2 separate regions of the Homo sapiens genome follow, and region 1 is linked to region 2. Evidence: chromatin contacts called from ENCODE Hi-C or POLR2A ChIA-PET data. All regions are on one chromosome and are shown on one strand. Each heading gives the region's core, a stretch centred on a gene start or an enhancer-like site at or near the end of the contact. The rest is flanking DNA. Distances are from core to core; before and after follow the strand shown. Region 1 holds the start of MAGEF1 (MAGE family member F1). Region 2 holds the start of PSMD2 (proteasome 26S subunit ubiquitin receptor, non-ATPase 2).

Region 1 (5,073 bases), core at 517-3,016, 410 kb before region 2:
GTGTGATGTTGGGCAAGTTACTTAACCTCCTTGTGTGTAACCTCACCTGGAAAATGGGGCTAATACCACTTACCTAGCAGGGCTACAGTATCAGAAAAAAGTGGCCCAGGGTGTTTGAGCATCCTGTACAAGGTCACAGAATGGGTGAGTACTGACCCGGTTCAGTGCTATGTCCCAGGACACCTCCTCCGCATCTCCACAGAGTGCTAGGCATTCCAGGACAGTTCATCTTGCAATTCTAATATTGTATATTGCATATAAAAATATGCATTAATTAACAGCTAACATGTATTGAATATCAATATGTGCCAAGCACTGTGTTAAATGCTTATGTGCATTACTTCACATAATCTCCACAATGCTGTTACTACTATTATACTCATTTTACTGATAAGGTAACAGAAGGGCAGAAGTTTAGGTAACTTGCCCAAGATTACATAGCTAGTAAGTAGCAAACTGTGTCACAGAAAAGATACAATCATCTATAAAATGGGGATGATGGTATTAGTACCTACATTAGTGAGAATCTGATGAATTAATATTTGAAAAGTGATTAGAACGGAGCCTGGCACCTAATAAAGCCTATATATGTGGATGTTAACAATTGCTAAGGTGATTCAGAGATGACAGTAAATAACTTCTATGCGTGGTGACTAAGGAAGGCTTGGGAAGGTGATGTTTAAACTGGGCCCTGAATAGTGGACAGGATTTGGAGAAATGGAGGTGATAGAGAGGGCATTTCTGACAGGGAAGGAAGGGAGGGAGGGAGGGAAGAAGGAAGGAAGGAAGGAAGGAAAGAAGGAAGGAAGGAAGGAAGGAAAGAAGGAAGGAAGGAAGGCAGGAAGGGAAGGAGGGAAGGGAGGGAGGAAGGAAGGAAGGAGGGAAGGAAAGAAGGAAGGAAGGAGCAAGAAGCAGAAGAAAGCTCAGAGTGTGTAAAAAGAGAAAAAGAAAAGAAATACATGGGAGTAGTCAAATTTGACTTGCGCAAAAAAAAAAAAAAAAAAGAACAAACTTCCCCTTTCTTCCAACCAGTCCCTATTCCTGCTGTACTTCTCAGTATTTTCCTCTTATCCCCATGGAATCTGCTGTCCTTACTCCCTCATCATAATGATCCATTGAATATTTATTGAGTTCCTCTCCGTGTCAGGCACTGCTCTAGGCACCGAGGATACAACCCAGTAAATAGGCCGGGTCCCAGTTCCTAGTTTGCACTATAATAATCCTCCAAACTGGATTCTAGCTTTTAGCCGGCCGAACTCCAATCTATCTTCCACAATACCGCCAGAACCGAAGACACAGATCTGGTCTGGACACTCACTTGCTTAAATCCCGCTGCAGTATTTTCTCTTTACGTCCAGAATAAATTTCAGTCTCCCTAGCATCCTTTACTAATTGGTTCGCACAGTCTTACCTCGCAGCCTTCACCGTGCACTCTGCACAAGAGCCCCGGTAAAGCACTGAAAATCCCAGATACACACACTCACAAATAGGCACTTGCAGAAAGAACGTGGGGGGCACTCCATCCCTATTTCATCTCTTGTACACCGAAACATTCCCCAGTCTGCATGCCTTGGATGGGAGAGTCCTGGTTACATTCCCCCGCCCCCGACTTTTCAAGCCTAAAATCCGTCACAGGGCGCACCCCCGTCCCCACCCTCCAGGGCATTTCCACTTATAGCAGCCTGGGCACACCCCCAACCCAGAAGGGACCGGAAAAGGAGGGGCTGCGCGCGGCACTAGGGTCGCCGTCCTGGCTGAGGTGGCCGGAAGTGGCCCCTCGCGCGGGCGCGGACTGAGGCTGCGCGCCGCAGGTTCCGGCTGCTGGCGGCGTTGCGGCCGCAGGTTTGACTCCCGTGCGGTGCGGCCCAGCAGCCACAAAGCTCCCGCTGCCATTGCTCCTTGTACTCCCGCCGTCACTGCCGCTGTCCAACCCCTCCCCCGGGGCTTGCGCGGCGGCTCCCACACCCCTCGGCCCGTGTACGCGCTCTGCACCTGCCTGCCCGAAAACATGTTGCAGACACCAGAGAGCAGGGGGCTCCCGGTCCCGCAGGCCGAGGGGGAGAAGGATGGCGGCCATGATGGTGAGACCCGGGCCCCGACCGCCTCGCAGGAGCGCCCCAAGGAGGAGCTTGGCGCCGGGAGGGAGGAGGGGGCTGCGGAGCCCGCCCTCACCCGGAAAGGCGCGAGGGCCTTGGCGGCCAAAGCCTTGGCAAGGCGCAGGGCCTACCGCCGGCTGAATCGGACGGTGGCGGAGTTGGTGCAGTTCCTCCTGGTGAAAGACAAGAAGAAGAGTCCCATCACACGCTCGGAGATGGTGAAATACGTTATTGGAGACTTGAAGATTCTGTTCCCGGACATCATCGCAAGGGCCGCAGAGCATCTGCGGTATGTCTTTGGTTTTGAGCTGAAACAGTTTGACCGCAAGCACCACACTTACATCCTGATCAACAAACTAAAACCTCTGGAGGAGGAGGAGGAGGAGGATCTGGGAGGAGATGGCCCCAGATTGGGTCTGTTAATGATGATCCTGGGCCTTATCTATATGAGAGGTAATAGCGCCAGGGAGGCCCAGGTCTGGGAGATGCTGCGTCGGTTGGGGGTGCAACCCTCAAAGTATCATTTCCTCTTTGGGTATCCGAAGAGGCTTATTATGGAAGATTTTGTGCAGCAGCGATATCTCAGTTACAGGCGGGTGCCTCACACCAATCCACCAGAATATGAATTCTCTTGGGGTCCCCGAAGCAACCTGGAAATCAGCAAGATGGAAGTCCTGGGGTTCGTGGCCAAACTGCATAAGAAGGAACCGCAGCACTGGCCAGTGCAGTACCGTGAGGCCCTAGCAGACGAGGCCGACAGGGCCAGAGCCAAGGCCAGAGCTGAAGCCAGTATGAGGGCCAGGGCCAGTGCTAGGGCCGGCATCCACCTCTGGTGAGGGTTGGTGAAAAGTTGGCCAGTGGGTCCCCGTGAGGACGAACTACTGTCCTGAGTCATAAGTAATATGGGTGGGGCGAGGGTCTTATTTCTGTAGAAATCGTGTGACTTTAAGGATTTAGATTTTGTATCTTATGTTTTGTAACATTTAATAATTACTGTTAAAATGCTGTTTGTAAATGAGATTGGTCTACTTTTTCCTGTAGGATTTTATTGTAGAGTTTTGCTGGTTTTGTAAAATGGATGGAAGAACTTTGTATTTATACTGTGATTTTGAACAGATTATGCAACATTGGAAGGAAGGCTGTACTTTGATGGTTTGAAGGAACTCAGCAGTATGATGATCTGGTTCCAGGGGAAAAAAATAGCTGGTTGGTGTCTAGCCCCCCAACACTTTTGTCTGTTGTGTATAAAAGAAGAAAGACTGGCATGTACCTTCATTTGCTTAGCTATTTGAGTATCTAGAGAAAAATTAAAATGCAATGAGTTAGCAGTATACCCTGGCACACTTAATAAATTAAACATTTGTGGAGCATCTTGTTTTCTGTGATGCACTGTGTGGGCACTTGGGGATAGAATACTAAACAAGATAAAGGTCCTACTTTTTTTCAGAATTGAAGAGTAAGTAAATAAACAAGAAATTAGCAGTGCAATGAGTTGAAGTCTACAAAGGGATACTTAACCCAGCTGGGATGATTGAGTGAGGTTTGCTGTAATCCCAGCACTTTGGGAGGCCGAGGCGGACTGATCACCGGAGTCAGGAGTTCAAGACCAGCCTGGCCAACATGGTGAAACCCTGTTTCTACTAAAATTACAAAAATTAACCAGGCGTGGTGGCACACACCTGTAATCCCAGCTACTTGGGAGGCCAAGGCACAAGAATCTCTTGAATCTAGGAGACGGAGGTTGCAGTGAGCCGAGATCATACCACTGCACTCCAGCTTGGGAGACAGAGCAAGACCCCGTCTCAGAAAAAAATAAGAAATAAAAATAATGATTTCAGATCACAGCTACTCCTCAGTAATGTGAGCAGACTTGATACATGGCAGATCTGGGAAATACTCTACCTTTGCCAGTGCTGTCTTTCCAGACCAGATTGTTAACAGTGCACAAAGATGTTGACTGTCAACTTTTTGGCCCTTTCTGTCTCCTTTTCAACCTCTACAGGGTTCCCTCCTCTACCAAAGCCCTCAGAGATCAAATAATGTAACACCTCTGGAATATTATGTAGTGTGGATGAAGGGTACCTAAATCTACTACTACCAAGAAGTTCCACTTCAAGATTTCTCCTCTGGCACCAGGAAGCCCAGTTCCCCCTTCCATGTTTCTGCCTGCTGCTTTCCACCTGCCACCTCCCATTTACAGGAGACTTGTGAGGTATCCCTCCCCTTCATGTTATCCGTGGAGAGTCATCTGTAAGGAGCTCTGGCTTCTTCAATGCCCACCACCTTCTGCGTGAGGGTAAATCCTGTAGAAAGGGTACTTAGAATAATAGGGAATTTAGAGAAGTGATTCCCAAACCAGAGAGTGGGTGAGGGTCGGGGGCAGGGTGGGCGGATGGTGAAACTTCCCCTGCAACTGCCATAAACAGAAGAGCTGCTTTCTTTTCTCTTATCAATTTTTTCTTCCAGTTGTGTCCAAGTAACATCTCTGAGGATGTTAAGGTTGGCATGGAATACAAACTACTTTGGGACGTAGGGATCCAACAAATCAGATTGGGACAAAAGCTACCAGCTTAGGGACAAAAAAGTTGCTAACGGTTAAAAATACAACTTCTGGGTAGTTTATGGTTCATTAAACATAAATATTGAGTGTCCACTCTGTGCTAACAACTTTGATGGGTACCAGAACTATTAAAATGAGAAGACTTGGCTGGGCGCGGTGGCTCACACCTGTAATCCCAGCACTTTGGAAGGCTGAGGTGTGCAGATCACAAGGTCAGGAGTTCGAGACCAGCCTGGCCAGCATAGTGAAACCCTGTCTCTATTAAAAATACAAAAATTAGCTGGGCACGGTGGCGCACGCTTGTAATCCCAGCTACTCAGGAGGCTGAGGCAGGAGAATCGCTTGAACCCAGGAGGTGGAGGTTGCAGTGAGCCGAGATCGTGCCACTGCACTCCAGCCTGGGTGACAGAGCAAGAC
Region 2 (4,560 bases), core at 1-2,500:
AAGGAATTCCTAAACTAGGCCTCCACCAGGTTTGAAACAGTTTTACCTTATTCTCCCCAGGGGCCATGTTCTCATAGATTTCCTTCAGTTTGCCATAGTGTGGACGCAGAAATTTGAGAGGCTTGGGCACTGAAGTCATGGAAGTTGTAGAAGAACGAATCTGCCTTCGCAATTCCTCCAGCGCTGGTCGATACAGGGATGTATCCTTCTCCTGATCAAGAGACGACAGGGCTCAGACAAAAAGGAGTCACACCCCTTCAAGTCATAATACAGAGATATTTAACTTAACAACTCCTCCAAGGAAATGCTGTGTCTTATTCATTCATCTGTGATTCCTCAACTCCCTGCACCCTGCCTGGCACAAAAACAAATGACCCAAGTTAAGAGGTAAGAACTCTGCTTCTCCCACAAGAGAAAGCTGCAAAACTGTACAAATACCCTTTGTAACTCTCCTGCCTCCCAACATCATCATAACACTGACCCTAAAATACAGTCCACCGTACATAGCAGTTGCCTCAAAAAAGAATAAAACAAGTGGGAAAGATCCAAACATGCACCGAATCATGTTAACATCGTGACTCACCCCTAGTCGTTCCACGAGCATCTCCAGTTCATCTTGAAGCTGTTTATCCTCTTCAGACTGGAGGGTTGGGAGAAGCAGCTCATGAAGAGAAGGAATCCCAAAGACGTCCTCCTCCCACTTACCCGGGGCAGGTGAAGAATAAGCCTGCCTCCTTAGGAGGGGCCAGGTGGACAAGGAAACCGAGTGGGAATGGGAAGCCCTGGTGAGAAATCAGCCTGGGTTCTGAATCAGGCTCTACTTGAATGCCACTCTAGGAAACGGAGGTGACAATGACCTGCCCGAGTCCACTTCACGCGGCGGTGGTGAGGGTTGGTGGGGACGGCGGAGGTGACAGCGCGGAACGGAGAATGAGGAGCAGAGAGGCAAGGTGCCGGGAGTCCCGAGGGTCGCCCCAACCGCCCTCTCCCTGGCGCGGTGGGGTAGTTGGGTGTCGGGCCTGAGGCCTGCGGAGCCGCCGTGACTCAGCCCCGCAGCCTCCTTCGCCGACTCTCGGGGTCGCGCCTCACCAGCTCCTGTTCTTTGTCCTTGTCCCCGGCATCCCGCCGCTCCTTGCCGCTCGGCTTCTCGTCCGTGCCGCCGGGGGCCGCCGCTGGAGACTGCTGGGGCTGCACCGGCGCCTTGTCCCGGCCTCCCTCCTCCATCTCCGCCGCCACTGCCGGCCCGCTGCGCGCGCACCCGCTCGCACCGCCCTTTTTCCCAGACCAACTCGCGCGCGTCGGTCGCGGCGCCCCTCCTCCTCCAGAGCCCGCCTGCGACCGGAAACGCCGGGGCGAGCCGGGGCGCTCGGCGACCCACCCACCCCCTCGGCCTGAGAGCCCCGCCCTCGGACCCCGCCCTCGGAGGCAGGTGGAGACTACAATTCCCAGCCTCCCCCGCGCCATAGTCGCCCCTGGCCCCCGACCTCTTCGGAGTTTCCTGAAACCCGCGGGACTTGGCCGTGTGGGGTTTGGGTTCGCTCACTGCTGTAGATGGGCGGTCTGCGAGCGGAGTTACCGAGTTTTACTCCGCCACAGGTTTTTCTCATAACGGTGTAAATAGAACCCACAGTGACACTCCAGTTGACTGCGTGGCGCGACAGACAAACTAGATTTCTTGACGTCCAGGACGCTTGATTGCCGCCTGTATAAAGTCTGTGTAACTGTGTCTAGCCCCACACCACTGTGGAATATTAACCTCATTTGGTTTTGTTGTTGTTGTTGCTTTTGAGAAGGAGGCTCGCTCTCTCGCCCAGGCTGGAGTGCAGTGGCGCGATCTCGGCTCACTGCAAACTCCGCCTACCAGGTTCAAGTGATTCTCGTGCCTCAACCTCCCGAGTAGCTGGGATTACAGGCGCCCGCCACCACGCCCAGCTAATTTTTGTATTTTTTAGTAGAGACGGGGGTTTCACTATGTTGGCCAGGCTGGTCTCGAACTCCTGACCTCAAGTGATCTGCCCGCCTCAGCCTCCCAAAGAGCTGTAATTACAGGTGTGAACCACCGCGCCCGGCCTATTAACCTCATTTGATATTCCTCCCCAGTTGAAAGAGAGTACTCTGCTATTCCCGTGGCTACCATTTTAAATACTTTGGGGAGCCAGGTGGAGTTGACATCGATCAATAAAGCCCTGTGCTCCCCGCCAAGTTCTGGAGCTAAAAGCAGAACAAGACAAGGTCTTCGTCCTCTATCTTCTCGTCTTTCCCTGTGAAGCCTTAGAGGCGTGTGACTGACGCGCTTATGTCAGGACTGCTTTCGAGTGATTCCATGCACTTCTTACAATCTTTTGAGATTGGTAGGGTTAGGTCCATTTTACAGAGAAGATCATATCAAGTAGTAAAATGAGGATTTATTTTTTATTTTATTTATTTGTTTTGAGATAGTGTTTCTCTCCTGTTGCCCAGGCTGGAGTGCAATGGCGCAATCTCGGCTCACCACAACCTTCGCCTCCCGGGTGCAAGTGATTCTCCTGCCTCAGCCTCCCGAGTAGCTGGATAAAGAGGAGTTTTAGAAAAAAATCCCTCTACAGATGACTGAAGAAAGCATGAAAATGTATGGACACCGTGAAGCCAGAGATAGAATAGGCAGAACAGTTATGGACTGTTGAATTTTTGTGCCACCACGCCCGGCTAATTTTTGTATTTTTAGTAGAGACGGGGTTTCTCCATGTTGGTCAGGCTGGTCTCCAACTCCCGACCTCAGGTGATCCGCCCGCCTCGGCCTCCCAAAGTTCTGGGATTACAAGCGTGAGCCACCGCGCCCGGCGGAATCAAAATTTAAAGCTCAGTCTTTCAGTCTTCAAAGCCCTTGACTGTTTTAGGCAAACCCCAGAGTTTCTTCTTCAGCTGTGTGTGTGTGTGTGTGCGTGTAAGGTGAGAAAAAAGGAAGTATCTCTTCTCCCTTTCACCTAGTGGGAACACTCAGGAGTCTTCTAGCAATCTTATTTTATGGGTTCTGACACATTGAAGAAAAAGACACCTAGTACAACATATCACAGAGTGAATGTTGGGTAAATGTTTGTGTAGATACGGAAGTAAAGGTCTGAATCCATTTTAAATACCTGTTGCTCTTTTCCACTCAGTGCTTGGATTCTAGGCATGACCTTCCATTGCCATTGCCAATGACTCCCCCAGCGCTGGTCTGCAGACAAAAATTCAACAGTCCATAACTGTTCTGCCTATTCTATCTCTGGCTTCACGGTGTCCATACATTTTCATGCTTTCTTCAGTCATCTGTAGAGGGATTTTTTTCTAAAACTCCTCTTTATCCATGACTTCCTTCTTCTTTTTTTTTTTTTTTTCCAGACGGAGTCTCGCTCTGTCGTCCAGGCTGGAGTGCAGTGGCATGATCTCAGCTTGCTGCAACCTCTGCCTCCCGGGTTCAGGTGATTTTCCTGCTTCAGCCTCCCAAGTAACTGGGACTACAGGCATGCACCACCACACCCCGCTAATGTTTGTATTTTTAGTCGAGACGGGGATTCACCATGTTGGCCAGGCTGGTCTTGAACTCCTGACCTCAAGTTATCTGCCTGCCTTGGCCTCCCAAAGTGCTGGAATTACAGGCATGAGCCACTGCGCCCGGCCTGGAACTGTGTCTTATTCATCTTTATGCTCCTAGCCTCCAGCCTAGCGCCTGGCTTGTAGTGAGCCTTGATAAATATTTGCAGAATGCATGCATGCGGAATGAATGAATGAATGAATGGCTTTGCATTCATCTTCAGGCCATCTTTGTGTATAATAACAACCCACTGGGAGCTGTCTTTGGAGGCCAGAACTAGGCACTGGAAAATCATGAGGTTTCTCCATTTGTAAATCATGATAGACCCACTAAAACTGCTTTTTTTTTTTTTTTTTTTTTTTTTTTTTTTTTTTTTGAGATGGAGTCTCCCACTGTCGCCCAGCCTGGAGTGTAGTGGCACGATCTCGGCTCACTGCAACCTCCGCCTCCCGGGTTCAAGCGATTCTCCTGCTGGTCTTGAACTCCTGACATAGTGATCCACCCACCTCAGCCTCCCGAAGTGCTGGGATTACAGGCATGAGCCACTGCGCCCAGCCTGCTTTTTTTAATTAAAAAAAAAAAATAGGACCTCCAATCCTGCAGAAAACTGTGCTTATTTTTATGAGGGACTCTCTTCCACCCGGACATTTCCAAAGTGCTATCAAGGGTGTGAAATCATACTTCTTGGCATATGTTAGCTTATTGTGGATGGGAATTAGTTAGACTTACCAATGGGACTGCATAAGGGATGGCCTAGCACTTTACCTATAATTGCTTCCCTGTGTCCACCGAGGAGCACCATCCCTTATTTCCCCTTCTGCCTGGACACACCAGAGCATATCACATACGCATACTCAGCCTGACAGGGCTACTAAGGGTAAAGGTTACATCTCTTACCTGATGTTCACCTTGGCTTGCCTCTGGAACCAAGCACCTGCAGAGTGTTCAACAAACAGGTGTTCCCTGGCTTGATTTCAGCTCAATGTGTGCTTAGGTTTCCTGAAGCT

The links. Hi-C counts contacts between places; a loop is a spot of excess contacts on that map. ChIA-PET counts read pairs that join two places held with the same protein, here RNA polymerase II (POLR2A). Pooled maps may share reads with other maps.
Region 1: a loop to region 2 is called in a map of CD4-positive, alpha-beta T cell, with 7 times the contacts of the local background. The contact joins the promoter of MAGEF1 here to the promoter of PSMD2 in region 2. A Hi-C loop is called at or near these places in 1 of 168 maps with a recorded cell type or tissue (CD4-positive, alpha-beta T cell), 4 of 37 single-sample maps with no recorded cell type and 8 of 50 pooled maps. POLR2A ChIA-PET finds 5 or more read pairs at or near these places in 1 of 52 experiments (K562).

The regions. Positions count from the first base shown.
Region 1 is chr3:184,708,757-184,713,829 of GRCh38, reverse strand. MAGEF1 (MAGE family member F1) reads left to right here and starts at 1,766. Exons shown (of 1, transcript NM_022149.5): 1 at 1,766-3,466. The coding sequence starts at 2,009. The coding sequence ends at 2,932. LOC107986163 (a long non-coding RNA gene) reads right to left here and starts at 1,587. Exons shown (of 5, transcript NR_160768.1): 1 at 1,412-1,587. RefSeq lists an enhancer at 2,507-2,566.
Region 2 is chr3:184,295,931-184,300,490 of GRCh38, reverse strand. PSMD2 (proteasome 26S subunit ubiquitin receptor, non-ATPase 2) reads right to left here and starts at 1,250. Exons shown (of 21, transcript NM_002808.5): 1 at 1,090-1,250; 2 at 584-640; 3 at 47-211. The coding sequence starts at 1,224. RefSeq lists a silencer at 1,243-1,582.